Regions from separate parts of the Homo sapiens genome. Here region 2 is linked to region 1. Evidence: chromatin contacts called from ENCODE Hi-C or POLR2A ChIA-PET data. All regions are on one chromosome and are shown on one strand. The core of a region is the stretch at or near the end of the contact, and the rest is flanking DNA. Distances in the headings are between cores, read along the strand shown.

Region 1 (6,079 bases), core at 2,479-4,978:
TGATGCTGAGGCAGGAGAATTGCTTGAACCCAGGAGGTAGAGGTTGCTGTGAGCCAAGATTGCGCCATTGGACTCTGGCCTGGGTAACAAGAGCAAAACTCCGTCTCAAAAAAAAAAAAAGAGCCAGCTTGTGCAACATGGTGAGTTCCCATCTCTACAAAAACAATTAGCCAGGCATGGTGGCACGCACCTGTAGTCCCAGCTACTCAGCAGGCTGAGGCAGGAGAATCGACTGAGCCCAGAAGCTCAAGACAGCAGTGAGCCATTATTGTGCCATTGCACTCCAGCCTGGGAAACAGAATGAGACCCTGTCTCGTAAAAAAGAAAGAGTAAGTAGGCTGGGTGTGGTGGCTCACCCCTGTAATCCCAGCACTTTGGGAGGCCAAGGCGGGTGGATCACTTGAGGTCAGGAGTTCAAGACCAGCCTGGCCAACATGGTGAAACCCCATCTGTAGAAAAATACAAAAATTGGCCGGGCATGATGGTGGGTGCCTATAGTCCCAGCTACTCAGGAGGGTGAGGCGGGAGAATCACTTGAACCTGGGAGGTGGAGGGTGCAGTGAGCTGAAATCACACCATTACACTCCAGCCTGGGCGACAGAGCAAGACTCTGTCTCAAAAAAAAAAAAAAAAAAAAAAAGACTATGTAGCTTTTTTTTTTTTTTTTTCAGGTTCTGATTCTCTAATTAAAGGGAGTGGGTAGCTCTTATTTTATAGCATCTGGGAGTGTGGGACCCTGAGCCAGGCCCCAGGAGAGTTGCTAAGTGTTGCCTCTACTGTTCCAGAGATAGTCTGGGAGGAGCATAAGGATGCTGAGGCCCCACTAGTTATCTGTGTGACTTCAGACAAAATTACCTAGCCTGGCTGGGCACAGTGGCTCACGCCTGTAATCCCAGCACTTTGGGAGGCCAAGGTGGGAGGACTGCCTGACGCCAGGAGTTCAAGACCAGCCTGGGAAACACAGGGAGACCCCCATCTCTACAAAAAATTTTTAAAATTAGCTGGGCATGATGGCATGTGCCTGTGGTCCCAGCTACTCGAGAGGCTGAGGTGGGAGGACTGCTTGGCCCCAGGAGGTTGAGGCTGCAATGAGCTGTGATCACACCACTGCACTCCAGCCTAGGTGACAGAGCAAGATCCTGTCTCAAAAAAAAAAAAAATTACCACGCCTATCTGTGTTTGAGTCTCCTCATCTAAGAGTGAGGATGCTGAGAATAACAGTACTGAATCCCCAGGAGGCTGGAAAGATGAAATAAGTTAACACATGCCAAAGTCTGGCTACTTTGCTCCCGCTTAGGTCCTCACCTTCTGGGCCCAGTAATACACGGACTCTGGGTTGTTGATCTCCTTGCCCAGCCGGGCGATCATCTTAGAAGGCGTCCACTTTACACCCTAGGAGAGGATGTGACCTTCAGGCCATGCCTCCCCTGACTCCCACTGAACTGGCCCCTCCAGGTTGCCCCAGCCCCACCTCTGTGTTCTGCTCCATCACCATCTGGTCCAGAATGGGCATCAGCCAGTCCTCAAACTTGCAGTAATTCTCATTGGGCACCAGCAGGTTTCCGATCCTGAGAACAGGAGGCATGTAGGCATCAGGCCCCAGGACCCTTGGTCCAGCTCCCCTGCCCAACACCACTCAGGGTTCTCACCTATTGATCCCGTTCTCCCGGAGCTCCTTCCCCCTGAGGCTAAACTCGCCCAAGTATGTGGGCGCCAGGCACTTGATGAGGTCTTCCTCCACGCCGCCAGCTGTGGTCACCAATACGTCCACCTGCAGCCACAAGGCAGTGAATTTGGCCCAAGAAGGAAGCCCCTGCCCTCATTCTGGGCAGAACTTCTAACCTCATCCTTGTCCAGTGACTCTTATGAGGGAGCTCTGCTACAAAACAAAACTTGATTCTATTCCTCTGCTTATAACAGACCCCTATCTGCCCATCTCACTTAAACGATCAATAACTGCATTGCCCATTGACCCAGAGGCCAAGGCCACGGCCTCACCAGGTCCCCACCATGTTGTGCTGCACAAGGTAGCGAATGGTCTCACGGATGCCTGAACTGATGAGGTTGGATGTATATCCCAGGAAAATGGTGCAGCTGGTAAGTGGGCGGCGGCTCTGGGTCAGGTCCGCGTGCTGGTCTTCATCCTGTGACAGTGGTTCCAGCTTCTTCTCGATCTGTGAGTAAGGGCCAAGTCAAGTTAAGCACTGGCCTTAAATCCCAGACTCAGGACTCCAGGTGGGCTCCAGAAACAGATTTCACCCCAGGCCCTGCACATTCAGGGATACAGGACCAGTTCTACAGGGGACCAAGGAACATCTCCTGTGTAAACTCTGCCCCTTCCCAGACCAGATCTCAAGACACACGTTCAGGATTTGCCCCCACCCTTTTTTTTTTTTTTTTGGACGGAGTTTCACTCTTGTTACCCAGGCTAGAGTGCAATGGCGCGATCTCGGCTCACTGCAAGCTCCACCTCCCGGGTTCAAGCGATTCTCCTGCCTCAGCCTCCCGAGTAGCTGGGACTACAGGCGCGCACCACCATGCCCGGCTAATTTTTTGCATTTTAGTAGAGACGGGGTTTCTCCATGTTGGTCAGGCTGGTCTCGAACTCCCGACCTCAGGTGATCCGCCCGCCTCGGCCTCCCAAAATGCTGAGATTACAGGCATGAGCCACCGTGCCCGGCCTTTTTTTTTTTTTTTTTTTGAGACAGAGTATCGCTCTGTCACCAGGCTGGAGTGCAGTGGCGCAATCTCAGCTCACTGCAACCTCCACCTCGCGGGTTCAAGCGATTCTCCTGCCTCAGCCTCCCGAGTAGCTGGGACTACAGGCGCGCAACACCATGCCCGGCTAATTTTTTGCATTTTAGTAGAGACAGGGTTTCACCATGTTGGCCAGGCTTGTCTCGAACTCCTCTTCTCTTGATCCACCCGCCTCGGCTTCCCAAAATGCTGGGATTATAGGCATGCGCCACCGCGCCCAGCCAGCCCCCACCCTTTTAGGAATCAGAGAGCATCTCCTTTCAGATCCGGTCCCTTCCCCGCTGGGAAAAGCAAATCTAAATTCAAGAACCGCCCAGACTTAGGCTCCTCCTCCCATATCCTCCCTTAATTTGTCTTGCCCCAGGCTCCGCCCATTCCAGAAAGCTTTAAATGTACCTAGAACCCGCCCCCACACCAAGAATCAGTCCTCGCCTCCTCAGGTTACCGTACCAGCATGTAACTACCAGAGTGCAAAATCCCCTTCCCAGGACAGAAACTCCCGCCCAGAATAGGTCCCGCCTTCCTCCAACTATTGGGCAACTCAAATAAAAGACATATCCCCTCCACTGGAAACGCTGCCCCCGTCTAGTACCGCGTTGGTTCTACAAGCCACGCCCCTCCGCGTCCCTAGAAATTCCGCCCGGTCCTCACCATGGCATTGACTTGCTGTACAGCGCGCCCGAAGTTGGTTGCTTGGAAGCCGGTGGTGCCGAAGGCCTCCAGCAGTGCGCGGTAATTCACACCGCGGTTGAAGTCGTAGCCCCGGACCTGGGTGCTTTCGGGCGGCAACGTCGAGCTGTGCTTTAGCACGGCGGCCAGCGCCCCCGCTGGCGCCTCCCGTTCCAGGGAACCTTCCATGCGCCTATAGCCGGCTCTCGAGTCAAAGCTGCCCCTAGGCCGGGCTTACGGCGGCCCAGAAACGCGTTAAACCCCGACGCGCGCGTCTCCGCAAGAGCACAGGAAGTAGGGAACGTGCTTTGGGCGAAAGACCGGAAGTTGGTTTATCACGTGACCATTTTTAGCCCCTGTAAACCAGGTCGCCGCCATTTTTGTGCGTGTGTTCCGTAATACGGAAGCCGCGAGGAGCCTTTAGGCCCTTTCTTTCTTTTTTTTTTTTTTTTTTTTTTTGAGACGGAGTCTCGCTCTGTCACCCAGGCTGGAGTGCAGTGGCGCGATCTCAGCTCACTGCCAGCTCCGCTTTCCGGGTTCACGCTGTTCTCCTGCCTCAGCCTCCCGAGTAGCTGGGACTACAGGCGCCCACCACCACGCCCGGCTAATTTTTTTGTATTTTTAGTAGAGACGGGGTTTCACCTGGTCTCGATCTCCTGACCTCGTGATTCGCCCGCCTCGGCCTCCCAAAGTGCTGGGATTACAGGCGTGACCCACCGCGCCCGGCGCCTTTAGGCCTTTTCTTCCTTTTTTTTTCTTTTTTTTTTTTTTGATACAGGGTTTCGCTCTTGTTGCCCAGGCTGGAGTGCAATTGCCCGATCTCAGCTCACCACAACCTCCACATTCCGGGTTCAAGCGATTCTCCTGCCTCAGCCTCCCGAGTAGCTGGGACTACTGGCATGCACCGCCATGCCCGGCTAATTTTGTATTTTTAGTAGAGGCGGGGTTTCTCCCTGTTGGTCAGGCTGGTCTCGAACTTCCGACCTCAGGTTATCCGCCCGCCTCAGCCTCCCAAAGTGCTGGGATTACAGGCGTGAGCCACTGCGCTTCGGCCTTTACTTGTTTTCATGTGTTCTCGACTTCCCATGAATGAAGATTCTTTTTTATTTTTATTATTTATTTATTTAATTTATTTTTGAGACAAGAGTTACACGCTCTTGTTACGCAGGCTGGAGTGCGGTGGTGCAATCTTGACTCATTGCAACCTCTGCCCCCCTGGTTCAAGCGATTCTCCTGCCTCAGCCTCCCGAGTTGCTGGGATTACAGACACCCACCACCAGGCCTGGCTAATTTTTTATTTTTAGTAGAGATGGCATTTCACCATGTTGGCGAGGCTGGTTCTGCCCTCAGGTGACCGCCCGCCTGGGCTTTCCAAAGTGCTGAGATTACAGGTGTGAGCCACCGTCCCCAGCCAAAATTCCTATTTTAATGCCACCTGCTGGAGACCCACTGCTTGGCCCGGCACTCGCCCATTCGTTTCTGTTCTGTCCCCTCGGGAGGGGAGGATGGTTTTGTTGTTGTTGTTGCTGTTTTGTTTGTTTGTTTGTTTGAGCTAGAGTCTTGCGCTGTCTCCCAGGCTGGAGTGCAGTGGCACGATCTCGGCTCACTGCAACCTCCGCCTCCCAGGTTCACGCCATTCTTCTGCCTCAGCCTCCCCAGTAACTGGGACTACAGGCGCCGGCCACCACGCCCGGCTAATATTTTGTATTTTTAGTAGAGACGGGGTTTCACCGTGTTAGCCAGGGTAGTCTCGATCTCCTGACCTCGTGATCCGCCCGCCTCAGCCTCCCAAAGTGCTGGGATTACAGGCATGAGCCACCGCGCCTGGCCTGCTGCTATTTTTTGATAGGGTCTCACTCTGTCGCCAGGCTGGAGTGCTGTGACGCGATCTCGGCCCACTGCAACCTCTGACTCCCGGACTCAGGTCATCCTCCCACCCCAGCATTCCGACTAGTGTGCACCATCGTGCCCAGCTAATTTTTTTATGAGGGTCACTTTTTTTTTTTTTTTTTTTTTTGAGACAGAGTCTCGCTCTGTCGCCCAGGCTGGAGTGCAGTGGCGCAATCTCGGCTCACTGCAAGCTCTGCCTCCCAGGTTCATGCCATTCTCCTGCCTCAGCCTCCCGAGTAACTGGGACTACAGGTGCCCGCCACCACACCCGGCTAATTTTTTCTGTTTTTAGTAGAGATGGGGTTTCACCGTGTTAGCCAGGATGGTCTCGATCTCCTGAACTCGTGACCCGCCCGCCTTGGCCTCCCAAAGTGCCAGGATTACAGGCGTGAGCCACTGCGCCCGGCCGAGGGTCACTTCTTAAGCGTCACCCATGGACAAGATTTCGGTCACCAGGCAGAGTTAGACACAGTTTCATCCTTCCTCAGCCACTTTTGTCTAATGGGATAGTGAGCCCGGTTCGTGCCCTCACAAGTCTCCAAAGCCTTCACATGCTGCATAACGCTCTGTTCTTCCTTCCCTTATAGCTGCAGCTGTCACCTCCACCTCCTCTGGGAAGCCTTCCCTGAACTCCCACTGGGTCAGTGGCCTCTTCTGGGACCCAGGGCTGACGTCTCTTTCCCTCCTGCAAGAATGTGAGACCCTGGGTGTCATCTGTATCTCAAACACACCCTCCTAACAGTGCATACGGCCAACAGGATTA
Region 2 (6,027 bases), core at 76-2,575, 420 kb after region 1:
ACAGGGAGCCCCTAACTGATCCTGGGATCCCCAGAAACCCCAAGATTAACCCTGTTATCCTCAGATCTAAAGATCCAACCCAGAGACTCCTCATTAACTCATTGATGCCATGTGAGCTTGGAATCCCTCCAAGATGGACTCTGACCCTTCACGGAAGGCCCCCAGCCCCCACCCAGGCTGACCCTCTGCACCTCAAGAATGACCCTGCGGTTCTTCCCATTGCTGTCCCTGAAAGTGCTCCATAATTGCTTGAGTGACCCCCACTCCCACTGCAAACATCCCCCATAGCAACCCTGTGACCCCACTACTGACACTATGACCTCAAATGCTGACCCTAGACCCCCAAACACTGACCCCACTGCCCAGTCCAGTCCAGTCATGCCCCAACCCTCCCTCTGGCTTGGAAGCCCCCATCCTCATCAGCATCCACGCTTTTTAAAATTTGTTTATTTTTTTAGAGACAGGGTCTCCCTCTGTTGTCCAGGCTGGAGTGCAGTGGTGCAATCATAGTGCACTGCAGCCTCAAATTCCTGGGCTCGAGCCATCCTCCTGTCTCAGCCTCCTGAGTAGCTGAGAGTACAGGCATGTGCCACCATGCCCGGCTAATTTAAAAAAAAAAATTTTTTTTGTAGAGGCAGGTTCTCACTCTGTTGTCCAGGGTGGTCTGGAACTCCTGGGCTCAAGTGATCCTCCTGCCTCAGCCTCCCAAAGTGCTGGGATTACAGGCATGCACCACAATGCCCCGCGATCATCCACAGTTTTGCATACTGTTTTGACATCCCTGTTTGCTCTTGGTTCCAGAGTCCAGGATGTCCCAGCAAGGTGTGAGACTGTTGGCCCCTCTGCCCTGTCTTCCTCAGCTAGGCCCTGGGGAAGCAGGCCTGGCCCCTCACTAGTGGGTCCCTGCTGGTGAATGAATGAATGAAGGAATGAACAAAGGAATGCAGGCTGGGTCCCAGGCCCGGGATCCTCCACCTTTAGGCCCGCTCCCCTCTTACCCCAGCACTGTTCTTGCAGCCTGGTGAGTGCCCTGGCTCTGTCCCGTCAGGGCTGGCAGTCTGGGCCAGGGTGTGGTTTCCAGCGTCAGGCCAGGCTCTGCTGTCTCGCGAGGGTCCGGCCTCAATGCTCCAGGCCCCGGCGTTGGGCCGCGCCTCCTCGTGGGCCTCGGAAGGCCAGGATAGCCGAGGTCTCCGCGTAGGTCCCCCCCAGGGAAAGTGAGCGGCTCCCGGGCCGGCCCGCCTTCTCCCCGCCCCCGGCGGCCCGGTTTCCTCCCTCTCACCCCTGGCGGCGCAGCGGCCGGAGGATGCTGGCCCAGTGCAGATAAGGGCCAGGCTGCCTGGCCGCGCCTGATAAGGAGCCTGGCTGACCCCGGAGGAAACCAGCGGGCGGGGACCTAGCAGCGCGGGCCTCCCGGCCCCGCCCCCAGCCGGCGCTGGCAGGACTCGGTCCGCCACCCCTCAGGGCTTCGCCTTCCGCTCCCCCAGCCACTGTAGGGACCCCGGGCCTCTGGGGACCCGGGCCCCAGGGCAGCCGGGGAGGGAGGTGCCTGGATGCACGCAGGGGGTAAACTGAGGCAGGGAAGCTGCCTCCTCTTATGTCCGAGTCTGCCCTTTGGCTTTGCACACTCCCTGCCCGAATGTCTGTGCTGATGGGGGTGAGGGAGAGCCCTTTCCGGCCCGTTGGGGCCGCGTGACCCTGGGCCCCCACCTCCTCTCCTCACCCAGCCTGGTTCCTCTTTTTACAGAGGCCCTTCCCTCCTCTCCACCACCCCTACCCGGGAGTGGGGCACCCAAAGGGGAACAGTTCTAACAGTCTGGCCTTGGGTGTCCAGCCTGGGCAGGTGTCCCAAGCCCTCAGCACAGTATCCACACATTTCCAAGCCCAGGAGGGTGAGAGGAAGAGCCATGGCTGTCAGGGGTGGGGTGGGGAAGTTGGATTTCCTAGGGTGCTGGGGCTGGTGTGACCTTCCAGTAGATGCCCAACAGGTCCCCACAACTATAGGCCTCTTGGCTACAGGATCACATAACTCCAACTTGGTGGTCCATGGCCCTCACCCCACAGCACCCGGCCCCTTCATGGGGGGCAGTTATCCTGGCTTGGTGGTAAACCTCAAGACCCTACTGGAGCCTCCCACAGGGAGAGGCTCTGGGCACAGCCAGGCAGCAGCAGCTACCAGACTGCCACCCACTTGTGATACTCATGCTTTGGCCCGTCTGTGTATCTGGGCAACTGCAAGAGCCCCCAGGCAGGCAGGCACCCAGCAGCAGGACTACCAACCCCCCCCCCCCCCCGCCCAGGAATGGGGTGGAGCCCAGGACCCCACGATCAACACCTCCATTGCTTTCCTCCAAAGAAGCAGGAACTAAAGTTTTATGCAGTAAAGGCCGGGCTTGGTGGCTCATGCCTGTCATCCCAGCACTTTGGGAGGCTGAGGCTGGCGGATTGCTTGGGCTCATGAGTTTGAGACCAGCCTGGGAAACATGGCAAAACCCCATCTCTACAAAAAATACAAAAATTAGCTGGTTGTGGTGGTGCGTGCCTGTAGTCCCTGCTACTCTGGAGGCTGAGGTGGGAGGATGGCGTGAGCCTGGGAGGTGGAGGCTGCAGTGAGCCAATATTGCGCCACTGCACTCCAGCCTGGGCCACACACCTAGACCTTGCCTCAAAAAAAAAAAAAAAAAAAAAAAAATTAAGCGCTAACTCTGATATCGCTACAAGGAGGGTCCTAAGATTAGCCTCATTACAGATGGGGATGAAGGGAGCAGGAGCCAGAGAGGGGATCCTGCCCCAGGACTCTTCGTTAACGTTACTAAACCCCACTCTGGAGGGCAGGGAGGGGTACAGCTCCCCCTCACTGGGTGTCTGGGCAGCAGCCTGCGAGGTCCCTCTTTGTGTGCACGCCCCCCTCGCCCCGGGCCTCAGGGCAGGAAGCACCTGGTCTGGAGCGGATGCACAGGGCGCCTGGTTCCGGTCCAGCTTCCGCCACTGTGGCCCCTGGAGAGCTGGGCCAAAGAAACCAGGCGGCGAGGAGGCAGCGGCGCGAAGACACGTGGGGGCTACCGGGCAGGAGCGCCCCACTATGCGCAAGCCCGTGGCCTGGAGAGCGCTGAAGGTGGGAGGGGGAAGAGGGGCAGAACCCCCGCGGGAGCGAGCGCACAGCTGCCGCCCCGTGGCCGCTTCGGGAATCGCTGGCTCCGGCTCTGGGGTGGCTCAGTGACCCTCGCTGCAGAGGGGCCGACCACTGTGCAGATGGTCAGCTCCTACCTCCCATACAGACTCAACACTCCAGCCAGGCAGGGGCGAACGATCCCCAGAGGAACAGATCCCAGTCATGCAGCTGTATGGACCAATACACAAACCACAGGCAATCGGGAGAAGGTGACGTGACATCTCTTTATTGGTTCAGTCTATGCCTGGCCCAGCGGCAGCCCCAGGTCCAGGGGGGGTCTGGTTGGAGGTCTCTGGACAGTCAGGGGCAGCATCAGCAGAAACCCTGGGTGTCGGGGGGCTGTGGGAGTAGCAGCACTGGTCCCCGCGTTGACAGGTGCCCTGGTGGGAAGATGGTGGGTGTGAACCCCTGCCCGGAGCTCAGCAGCCCCTGATGGGATCCTTTCCTGGGATGGGAAGCCCACTCCCAAACACTTGCCTGGCCCCAGCTCCCCCAATTCTCTCCCTGTTGCCCAAAGGGGAGACTCATGTGTCCTGCAGTGGAGGAAAGGGAGGAGGGACCTCACCTCCTTAAACCTCTTGCAAGGAAATGTCTTGAGCCGGGCAGCCCGCTGGGCCACATCTTCCGGCGGCTCCTTCCGCTTGTTCTGAAGCAGCCTGCGTCTCTCCTCCATAGCTTCGTCGGCCGCCTTGCCCCTGTGCGAGGGGAGGAGTAGGTGGGACCCCATCTGCCCTTTACCCCTTCTTTCCCTGGCTGAGCCCCACCCCCACCTTACCACCACTCACCCTGGCCGGGCACGAGGCCGGGGACCCCAGTTGGCCTCCGGGTTAGCCTGGAAGCGCTTGAGTCCTCGCTGTCGGGAGCTGGGGTTGGCATCTTCCCGGATGGTGAAGTTGGCCTGCAGCCTAGGGAAGCAGGGGTGGGGCGTTGGGGCTGGGGGAAGCTGCCACACGAGTGTGTCCCCACTCCCCACAGGGCCTGTCCGCCTCCACAACACAGCACGAGGTGTCTGCTCATGTCAGGATTCTCTCATTCATCTAATAAACATTTTTGGTTTTTTTAAAGAGATGGGGTCTCGGCCAGGCACGGTGGCTCATGCCTGTAAATCCCAGCATTTTGGGAGGCTGAGGCGGGTGGATCACCTGAGGTCAGGAGTTCGAGACCAGCCTGGCCAACATGGTGAAACCCCATCTCCACTAAAAATACAAAAATTAGCCAGGCGTGGTGCCGGGTGCCTGTGATACCAGCTACTCGGGACGCTGAGGCAGGAGAATCGCTTGAACCTGGGAGGCGGAGGTTGCAGTGAGCTGAAATCGCACCACTGCACTCCAGCCTGGGCAAGAGAGTGAGCCTCTGTCTAAAAAAAAATAAAATAAAGATACAGGGTCTCACTCTGCTGCCCAGGCTGGAGTGCAGTGGTGCGATCGCCATCAAAGCTGCAGTCTGGAACTCCTGGGCTTGAGCAACCCTCCTGCCTCCGCCTCAAGCTCCTGAGTAGCTGGGACGACAGGCAGGTACCACCATGCCCAGCTAATTTTTTTAGTTTTCTGGTAGAGATGGAGTCTTAATTACTGTGTTGCCCAGGCTGGTTTCATTCCTGGGCTCAAGCGATCTTCCCGCCTTGGCCCCCAAAGCACTGGGATTATAGGAATGAGCCACCATGCCTGGCCTTAATAAACATTTTTATTTAACGACTGTGTGCCTGCATTGTTCTCAGTGCTGGGAATAGACAGTGAACAAAATGGACAAAAAGTTACCCCTGGTATGCTGGTAATGCTAATTTTCTTTTCTTTTGGGATGGAGTCTCACTCTGTCGCCCAGGCTGGAGTGCAGTGGTGCGATCTCGGCTCACTACAAACTCTGCCTCAGGTTCAAGCGATTCACCTGCCTCAGCCTCCCGAGTAGCTGGGACTACAGGCATGTGCCACCACACCTGGCTAATTTTTTTTTTTTTTTTGTATTTTTAGTAGAGACAGGGTTTCGTCATGTTGGCCAGGCTGGTCTTGAACTCCTGACCTCAGGTGATCTGCCTGTCTTGGCCTCCCAAAGTGCTGGGATTACAGGTGTGAGCCACTACGCCCAGCCCAGTCAGCAGATTTAGTTATTTTTATTTTTATTTATTTATTTATTTATTTATTTGAGACGGAGTCTTACTCTGTCACCCAGGCTGGAGTGCAGTGGCGCTATCTCGGCTCACTGCAAGCTCTGCCCCCCGGGGTTCACGCCATTCTCCTGTCTCAGCCTCCCGAGTAGCTGGGACTACAGGCACCTGCCACCACGCCCGGCTAATTTTTTTTTTTTTTTTTTTGTATTTTTAGTAGAGACAGGGTTTCACTGTGTTAGCCAGGATGGTCTCAATCTCCTGATCTCGTGATCCGCCTGCCTCGGCCTCCCAAAGTGCTGGGACTACAGGCATGAGCCACCGCACCCAGCTATTTTTTTATTCTTTTTGAGATGGAGTCTCGCTCTGTCGCCCAGGCTGGAGTGCAATGGCGCGATCTAGACTCACCGCAACCTCTGCCTCCCAGGTTCAAGCGATTCTCCTGTCTCAGCCTCCTGAGTAGCTGGGATTACAGGCACCCACCACCACACCATGCCCAGCTAATTTTTGTATTTTTAGTAGAGATGGGGTTCCACCATGTTGGCCAGGCTGGTCTTGAACTCCTGACCTCAGGTGATCCACCTGCCTCAGCCTCCCAAAGTGCTGGGATTACAGGCGTGAGCCACCTACCCAGCCCCAGTCAGCAGATTTTGAATCTCACTTGAAGAATGGGCACGAGTCTGTGTGGGGCAGCATCTGTGTTGTCTGCACACACATGTGCTTCCATGTCTGTGGGCAGCCCTGGCCGCTCCTGCAT

The links. Hi-C counts contacts between places; a loop is a spot of excess contacts on that map. ChIA-PET counts read pairs that join two places held with the same protein, here RNA polymerase II (POLR2A). Pooled maps may share reads with other maps.
Region 2: a loop to region 1 is called in a map with no recorded cell type, with 6 times the contacts of the local background. The contact joins the promoter of LYL1 here to the promoter of DHPS in region 1. A Hi-C loop is called at or near these places in 1 of 37 single-sample maps with no recorded cell type and 6 of 50 pooled maps. POLR2A ChIA-PET finds 5 or more read pairs at or near these places in 2 of 52 experiments (T-cell and naive thymus-derived CD8-positive, alpha-beta T cell).

What each region holds. Positions count from the first base shown.
Region 1 is chr19:12,678,152-12,684,230 of GRCh38, forward strand. It overlaps DHPS (deoxyhypusine synthase), which reads right to left and starts at 3,729. Exons shown (of 9, transcript NM_001930.4): 1 at 3,409-3,729; 2 at 2,010-2,174; 3 at 1,650-1,771; 4 at 1,472-1,568; 5 at 1,306-1,392. The coding sequence starts at 3,615. RefSeq lists cis regulatory regions at 2,960-3,460, 3,486-4,020 and enhancers at 3,380-3,903, 3,544-3,838, 3,904-4,426, 4,950-5,472.
Region 2 is chr19:13,101,533-13,107,559 of GRCh38, forward strand. LYL1 (LYL1 basic helix-loop-helix family member) reads right to left here and starts at 1,326. Exons shown (of 4, transcript NM_005583.5): 1 at 999-1,326. TRMT1 (tRNA methyltransferase 1) reads right to left here. Exons shown (of 17, transcript NM_001136035.4): 15 at 3,955-4,074; 16 at 3,735-3,864; 17 at 3,375-3,549. The coding sequence ends at 3,403. LOC105372282 (a long non-coding RNA gene) reads left to right here and starts at 2,884. Exons shown (of 2, transcript XR_001753871.2): 1 at 2,884-3,112; 2 at 3,276-3,374. RefSeq lists cis regulatory regions at 1,079-1,999, 2,799-3,379, silencers at 1,099-1,708, 4,429-4,508 and enhancers at 2,789-2,868, 2,803-3,097, 3,009-3,068.